Linked DNA regions of Homo sapiens: region 2 is linked to region 1. A link is an interaction called in ENCODE POLR2A ChIA-PET data of the cell type or tissue named here. Cell type or tissue: MCF 10A. All regions are shown on one strand. Links, peaks and the distances in the headings refer to the core of each region. The heading gives the core; the rest is flanking DNA.

Region 1 (4,397 bases), core at 176-4,175:
TGGGAAGAGTAGTTTTGGCATGGAGAGGACAGGGAGGGGGCTGTTGCTTTTGTGAAAGCAATGGTCCAAAACCAAATACAATTTGCCTGTCTTGGATTTATAGTTAACTCCTTTGAGAGTGACGCAGTAGTTGGGGCTAACAAATCAATACATGTGGGTTAGCAGATCAATAAATGGCCACTTACCCAAAATAAGAAGGCCTATTTATCTGGAAACATCATTACCTTTTAGATCTGTAAACAGCAGCAACTAAAACAGTTCCCAAGAGAATGTGAGGCTAACCATAACAATCCAGGCTTCCTGATTCTCCCCCAGATTCTTGGCACTCCTCAGCAGACTCAGAGCTGGGATGGCTCTGGTCACATCTGTGCCGCAGCCTGGCCCTGCCATTTCCTCAGCAAATTAATGGCTTTATAATTTATCAGAAATGAAGATGCACGTGGAGAAAATCAATGTGGTCCCCCACAAGGTCAATTAAGGGCCCTTCCTAGAAGCTTCTCTAAGGATTTTCTTTTAGAAGAGTGTCTAAGAAAAATAAGAAAAAAAAGAAAAGAAAGTGTGCTTGTGTGTGCAAACACACACACAAACACACTCACACAACTACCCAACAAAAATTTCACCCCTTAGGCAGAAATGTCAAATAAACACAGATATTTAGGAAAGGTAAAATTTTCCAAATGACCTTCATCAAGTCTAGCGTGACTAATCTTAAGAATGGAGGGAAACCAGAAAGTTACTAGAGAAGCATAATCAAATTAATATGGATAAGCTCTTGACTACTTATAACAGGGTGTTTAACCAAATATTCTGCTGAGAATTTGTTCAATTAACATTCCCTTTAATATCCCATGCAATTTTAAAAAGATCACCTTGGTCTGTAAATAGAAAAGTTAAGTAGTGCAGGTTTTTTATTTTTTTATTTTTTGTTAAACTGAAAATAAACACTAAAGAAAGAAATTTTGATTTTATATCTGTAAGCCAAAGCAGCTTAACTGAACTTGTGTTTTTGTTTGAGATCCTTAATGATTACAAAGACGATAATTTATGACTGACATACTTCTTGTGCCAAGGAGAGGGCTGAAAGGCCCTCCAGTAACCTCCATTAGACTGATACAGAAGACTAAAGGAGCCCAGCACACTTCAGGACCATCTGTCCAAATGGATAAGTGAAATAATAGTTGCAAGCTGTCTGCGACTGCCTTGTGATAAGAGTTTTAGGCAAGTCCAAACTTTGACAGACACTCTCAGATCTGGGTTCTAATCTTTTCTTTCAGATGGCTACATTAAGACAACGTCATGCATTTAATTGGAAGTCACAAATCTTTTAAAATTTGGTGTCATACAAAATACAAAGTGTTTTTCTGTGTTTCTTAGATGGGCACTGAGCTACCAAAACTTCCTGAAGCTTTTAATACATCTAATTTATGCTAAGATGTTTTTGTTCTTTTTATCTAAAAAAAGTAAAATATCCATTTTATTTTGATCAGTATTTAGAGGCTTTTTATCTAACAAAAAATTATTCTGATTTGGATTTCTCAAGTTCATTTTTGCTTTAAAATGTTTCCTGTTGGTAATACTTGGAACTGATCAGTTGAAATGGAACACAGAATTAATCTTTATCTCTTGCTTATTGTGTAATTAAGATAAAATTCCCATAAAATATATGTTTCTAATAAACTATTAAAAATAACTAATGAAACATTTAAAAGGCAACAGTTAGATAATCCTTTTTTTCTCCTCAAAATAAATCTGAACTGACCAATTGGTTAATTTCCCTTTTAAGTGCTTGTGCTGAAAAGCAACTGTTCTTCCAAGAAAGCACTAGCTGTTTCCAGGATACTTACACACGCACAATGACTCATGATGGAATAGATTCAGTAAACATACAGCTGTACTGAACACGAGCTAAGCTCCATTCAAGGCCAGGAAAGAAAATGAGCACAAATAAATATTAAGGAGGTAAAGGGGAGTGGGGTGAGGGGGGATGGAACGCAAACAAGATCTGTCCCAGCAGCTCATGTGGCTGTGCCTCAATTCTCTTAGCCATAGCTTTGTGAAGACAGATGACATTCAATTCTATGTGTAATGCAAAATAGACAATAACTGTTGAAACTTGAGACAGCTGCCAGGTGTAAAAAAAAAAAAAAAAGAAAAAAGAAAAAAAAAAGAAAAGATGATAAATCCATAAATTAATGAAAGACATCTGCTCGGGAATATAAAAGATCAGAGAAGCAGGGTACTGCAGCTGAACGTAAAGCAGTGTTCAAACAACCTGAGAACCTAAGTGTTGTCTGTTTACCAAGTACAATATAACCTTACCTAAACAGCAGCCACGGGAGGAGCAGCGGAGGCAGCAAAAAGGCAAATGGGAGAATAATAAGCTGTGAAAGCGGAGGAAGAAAATTCTTTTTTTCCAGCTAAACTCTGGATTGTAGCTAGAGATTGTACGTGCTGCAGTTCCCAGCAAATGGGTTGAGACTACTTACATTTTCCAAAACATTTGAAACCTAAAGAATTTTAGTTCTGCCTTATTCCCTAATTTGCTAAGTTTCTAAGAGGTTTTCCCCCTAGAAACTAAAATGGGGAGAAAAGATCTAAACTCTCTCACATAATGACAGTGATAGAGCAAGTCGTAACTCCCACTAGGAAGTTCACCATAATCGGAGGGCTGTGTAGTGTAGGGATTTTTTTTTTTTAATTTACTTACTTTATAATTTTTTTCAGGGGAGGGGGGTAGTGTAGGAGCCCAAAGTCTTTTAGTCTTTAATCTACATGTTTTGCTCTAGCTAATATAAGTACTATAGCCTCCACAAGACTTCTAAAAATGTATAAGATCAATTTCTGTGGATGGTTTCAAATTTCAGAAATTCATTTCTAATCTATGGTTCCTGGTTGGATTTTAATTTCAAATTACTAAACCATTTTCCTTTCTAAACTTCAAGTCTTTCTAACATTCTCCCTAAAAGTTGAGTAGAAAAAGCCGGCTGTTTCAGAGAACAGGCTCAATTTCTTCACCTGCACGTCTTAACGGCTTATACTACTCCTCTTGTGCTTTAACTGGGTGCATGCAAATGTTTGGGGCCTAAACTAGGCTATTTTTCTTGAGATGCAAAGAGGATGAATGACAAGGAACATCATGAAGAAAAGCAATTGGCTGACTGTTTCTTTTGGAATTTGAATAAAACTTAATATTTGATTAAACAGATTCATTTGCAAAGATACTGAACATATTTTTAAAATCCAAGACATGAGCCCTTGGAGCAGGTGCACTGAAATTCAGTTTAACTTGCATACACATTCACTATTTCCCTTCTACTAGATGGGATAATGAGGTAGTGTGTTCTATCCTACAGAACATATATGTTTAATGTGGTGAATGTAGAATGGGTTGACCTGATAAGCTGGTGTTCTTAATAGTTCTTATCTTAGCTACTTTGTTCAAAAAACAGATGGTACCTTTTGGAGTGGGAGATAATTTTTCCTGAAAAATTAAATTATATATAACAGTTTGGAAAGCCATGAACGAAAAATTAAAACATAATAATAGCAATCACAGTTGTACCATTTCATTACATTTCTGCCCATTTCTATTGATCTTTTCGAGGAATAACTGTACAACCGGATCATATATGGCCCCGTATCCCTAAAATTGAAGTAAGACATCACTCACTGTGATTCCCAGATATTTCTTCAAAGTAAAAGCTTGAGAATTTTGCCTACACACTAACAGTTAAATCAAGGGAAGAACACACTGCCATACAGAGGTAGAGACAGGAGAAAAGTGGGCCCAATCTCTCTACAAACCAACAGATCCTCACTGGTTTCAGAATTGTGGGAACTATAGAAAAGGTTGTTTGCCTATCTTACTCTTCCTGAGAAATAATATACCAATGAGATAAATGGTTAAAAGTGCAATGTATTAATAGTAGAGGGGGGAAAAGAATAGGAGCATAGAAGGCCAAAAGGTGGAAAATGTAATCACTAATTGCCACGAGAGGCCGACATTATTTAGCTATATGAAAGAAACAATTCTGAGTGTGAGCAACTAACATTTCACATGAACACGGGTGTTTCCCAACAGAATCACCGCTCGACAGAAAGTTATGTTGATAGAAGAAAGGAGAAGTCATGCCTCTGAAGAAGAAGCAACTATATTTTCTTTAAAGCCTTTGATATGTATCAAAATAAAAGGAACTTATTTCAATTCAAATCCTCAAAATTCCTCCGGGGATTTGGAGAGGTTGAGACAATGAACATAGCCAACACTTAAAGCAATCTAAAAGATTTTTTTCCTAGAAGACTAAAAACAAAAAGCACAGCCATAATTATAATGATCTGGTTATAATGAAAAGTCTAATTTAAAGAAAAACCATAAACTGGCATCTTGAACTAAAGAG
Region 2 (4,397 bases), core at 262-4,261, 68 kb after region 1:
ATTTTTGCTGTCCCATTAAGAACCCTTAAGTATCAATGCTGTCTGCATGAAGCTGTCACGTAATGTACTACTTTGAACTGTTTTGTAACCTGCTTTTCTTGGAGTTCTTGACCCTTTCTCCTTCAGTTCTTGCTTCTTCTTCCCTTCGAGCTGACACTGAGGCCCTAGAATGTGTGAAATGTGAGTCCATTCTTGTTGTGAAGAATATGCTAACAAATCAATAGAGAACACACTTAGCTGACTTCACACAAGCATGTTCCAATTCTGCTCTAGAATTGGAAGTGAAGGTCTGTAGAGCATGCAGTAAGGAAAACTAGTAAATTTGCTAAAAAAAAAAAAAAAAGATAGCTTCAGTCTGAGCAAAAACCACCTAGAAGCAGGCCCAGAATTAGGAAAGTATACCTGAGACCTAGGACCTCCAGCATTCACTACTTGTCTTAGTCATAAAAGAGGATGTCTTCTTTCCCACTCTTCTCACTTATCTATGAAAATATTGAGGTTTTTTTTTTCAGTGAACATATTTGGAACAAAATGGGGATTTGGCCTATCAATATCTATCAGGATCCCTAATGGTTATCAGTAGCTTTGGTCTTAAGGACAAATTTGGTCTCACAACCATATAGACACGTCATTTGGAAGCTATGAAAATGATCATGTAATTTGCTGAGAATTTGATAATAGGAGGGAAAAGAGGCAATTTAGGGAGTTTCTATAAAGCCTCAATAGCTACTTGCTAGTAGATAGACATTTTTAAATGTCAGGTTGGGAGAAATTCCCAAGCTCAACTTACCATTGGTCCATCAGGGATTAATTTGAGGGCAGCCATCTTTGCTTTTTCAAATCACTAAATTTTCTCTGGAGAAGTAAAGATGCAATTACCTCTCTTTGTAGACTACAGTCTTTCCATGGTCAGATCTACTAACAGACCCCATCCACAAGGGAATATTGGTGACACCTGGGAAATGTGGGTTGTGTTTCTAAGTACCGAGAGTGTTGAACTGGAAGTTCTTTGCAGATAGGTTCAAGGTCTACATAGCATCATCCTTCTGACTCTAACCTGACATCATCCCTAGCACAGCACCATGTTGTTTGCTGCTCTTTGCTGCTAACCATCACCTCAACTAGGGCTGGACATCATGAAATGATTCAATGAAAGCATGATGCTTCTTTTGGGAAGTCCTTCTACCACCTTCTTCTCTTTTCCACCCATAGCTACTCTCTTCTTGTTTCCATAATTACTTGCATCAAATTTTTTCATCTCTCTTGGAAAAAATATTAGTGTATCTGCTTACTAGTGGGTACTCCCTTTGGGAACTCTTTTAATATAGGGAGGCTAGGTGGTGGTGTTTCTTTCTGGGTCTTTATGGTTGAGCATGCTCACTGCTCAAATAAAGATCTGAATGAATGCTGGCCTCCTTTCAGAACCCCTCTTAAATGCTTTCTACTGAACACATCCTTCCTTTTCCTAAATGGCACTTGCACATCTTGTGAATATCTTGTCTTTTTTTCTCTTGATTACCCCATCTAAGTGGAAATCTGTGATACACATGGCAACCACAAAAAGAATTCTCACCTGCTAAGAAGGTCTGGCAGGTGGTCCCAGTAATACCTTTCTTATCTAGGAAGTAGCTCAATTATTTTCACCTCTGACAAAGTGATAAACTTCAGAATACTCACCAAAGCAAGAGGATAGAGGGAATGGAACTGCTAGCTCCAGCACCCCAATGTGGAGTAAGTTGTCTGAACACAGCCTCGCTCTCTAGCATAAATTCCCCTCTTTCTCCAAAGAGCCACAATGGCCGAGGTGTTGGCATGCAAATACTTGCAAAGTGAAAATAGATACACTTCCACAGCTCCTCATCCCTGGCCTCCAGTGGACAGCCTGCCAACCATGCATGCTTGTTGGTTTGGCACCGAGACAAATGTTCCCTGGAGCATAGACTGAAACCACCAAACTGATATCACACGGGATGCCAGCCAAATTCTGACCTTGCTCTCTGTAGGTGAGTGGCTGTGGAATTAACCTGTGATGGTTTCCTGCTCCTGCCTGGTTGGTAGCCTGGGTTTTTCTGTTTGTTTTTTCTTTCTTTTATTTTTTAACGCCACATTTGAATCTTGTTGTTCTCCCACTCCACTGGTATCTACGAGCCACAGACCACTCTCTTGGTCTTGGCTTGTTGACAGTGGGCAGCTACTTAGTTCCAAGAAATGGGCAAATGACAAAATTCCTTCTTGCCATGGGTCTTCTCGCCCCTTGAGAGGGAAGGGCCACCAATAGACTGCTCTAAAATCACACCCAGGTGGCGGGGCCTGTGGTCTGGCATCGCGGGCATCTGTGATTGCTGTCTGTTCCTTTTGCATCCTCTTCTTCTATTTTTCCCTGCTGCTCCAGCTTCTCCCATCCCCCTTTTCCGTTTCCAGCTCTTATGTATTCAGTGCTTCCAATAGTCTAAGTTTTTCATGAATTCAGGGCTTTAATTTAGCATGTGGGGTGCTGGCTCTTCCAGCAAGCTGCTTTGGTCATTATTTCCAACTTGAGGGGATAAAGAGGCAGCAGGGTGCAGTGGGAAGAGTCGGGGCCTGAAGCCAGAAGGCCTCGGGTACTAGTCCCAGCTCCGTTTCTAACTAGCTGTGGGACTCTGGCTGGGACACATCCTGGCCACGGGCCTCAGTTTCCTCACCGATGGGATGACGAGTTTGGATGAGAAGATTTTGAATGCTTGTCTCGTTTTATCATTCTATAGAGCTCACTGGTGATGTGAAATCTGTGTTGGGTTGTGCCAGTCTCACTTTTGTTTTTCTTTTGAAAAACTTTATTGTTGAATGGATGTTAATGAGGAGATGCGAGAAGAGTCCCTAAACAAGATTTCTCAAATGCAGAATATGGGGTGGGGGGAGGAATCTATTTTTAAAAATCACTATCTAGAGGTTTATAGCCTAGAAATAAAATTCCCCTTCCTATCATAAAACGTGAGACAATATTTTCCACCAGGGTAAGAAAATGATTCAAGTGGCATTTGTTGTTTTCTGAGGATCCTATTTCTGTACTGTGGCATAAGCACATAGAATGGTTCAAGTAAAATTGTACTTTTGGAAGGAAAAGGTTAAAGTTGGCTACTGATATTCATCAGGAGATGGATATTTAATCTTTAATCTCTTGTCCTAGGCCTCTACTCTGGATCAACTCATTATCCCGAATAAACGATGTGTCATTCCCATTATTTATGTTTCACTGCAGCCAAAGTATCTGGACCTCGTTTTAGTAAGCGCCATTCATTTCGACCCATTCAGTATTAATCTCCCTGCTAACATCTTTCCTGTTCTATGTGCTGCCCCTTATTTGCTTTTATGTTTTCTGCAGAGTGTTTATAAAAGGATAATCTTTTACAAAGCAGACAGAATTTTTGTGTATAAACTGCTCTGTTTGAATGCCTCATTGATATACCATCTAAAAACTGAAGTGTTCAGCAAGATTAGCAAAGCCCTGAGCTATTGAGATGGGGGAAAACATGAGAACCAGGCTCTTCTCTATAGGAGGCAAAGGTGACGGAAGATGCCTTTGCTTTCGCAGTAGTAGCAAAAACAGAGCCACTGCCCCCACCGGGCCCCGATAGACCTAGTTGCTTGGAAATGAAAGGGGCACAAAGCAAGCTGCTTGAAGTTGCTGAGGAAAAGGTGAAGAGTGTGGTCGTATGACTTCTTTCCTAGAATTTTCTTAGAAAATGCCATGACTCTACAAACACTGAATTTACATGTAGTCCCCACTTGAGCTAACTCTTTTAAACTTTCATGAAGTATCCACACGCTGTTGCTCAGTTGTTCATTGATGTTACATTACTTGTGTCATTCTAGTCTGCCCTATGGAAAAGGCAGTACTATAGAAACCAAGCAAAGATCCAAAGAAGGAGGATGGTCTCTTTCTGCCATCTGCATTTTCTCTTTCCAAGGATCAGGAGCTCCCCCAAACAGCTCTCTTTTGCAGAGAGGAGATAGAGATCACTTCATTCTACAATGGACAAAGAAGGGTACTTTGTGGAATTTTGCATGGCCTGGGGTCCCAGATATGCCACCGATTAAAAAACTTAACAGATGGACTCTGAGAATAGGAATATGTTCAAGAAAATTTAAAAAAAAAATCAGTGGAAGGGGGTTGCAAGTCTGGCCTCTGTGGGAGCTGAGCATGGGAAGCTTCACTGAGCAAATGCTTTGTACCTTAGGTAGGGTGAGTTCAGCTGGTAGAGATGGGTGGAAGCATCTGAAGCACAAACTGTGCTTGGGTTTTTAGTTGGCAATGCTATGAGGGAAAAAAATCCCAAGATGAACAGTGCCAAAAATTATACGTGCCTTCAAAGAGTATTTTCTTCCAACAAATTGATCACTTTGATTACTCAATAATA

The links. Peaks named below come from ENCODE experiments on the same cell type or tissue, not always from the same donor. Only the 100,000 strongest peaks of a DNase experiment are listed, where the experiment ranks them.
Region 2: POLR2A ChIA-PET joins it to region 1 with 5 read pairs; 1 of 35 experiments calls an interaction of 5 or more read pairs at or near these places.

What each region holds. Positions count from the first base shown.
Region 1 is chr1:214,000,165-214,004,561 of GRCh38, reverse strand. The region is part of intron 2 of PROX1 (prospero homeobox 1); the gene reads right to left. Among named protein-coding and RNA genes, the nearest start is that of PROX1, 14 kb to the right of the region's middle. RefSeq lists an enhancer at 1,762-2,056. In MCF 10A, for the core only: no CTCF peak of the experiment used is centred there; a DNase peak (open chromatin) is centred at 1,851.
Region 2 is chr1:213,932,371-213,936,767 of GRCh38, reverse strand. All of the region lies in intron 2 of PROX1-AS1 (PROX1 antisense RNA 1), which reads left to right. Among named protein-coding and RNA genes, the nearest start is that of LINC00538, 9.8 kb to the right of the region's middle. In MCF 10A, for the core only: no CTCF peak of the experiment used is centred there; a DNase peak (open chromatin) is centred at 1,917.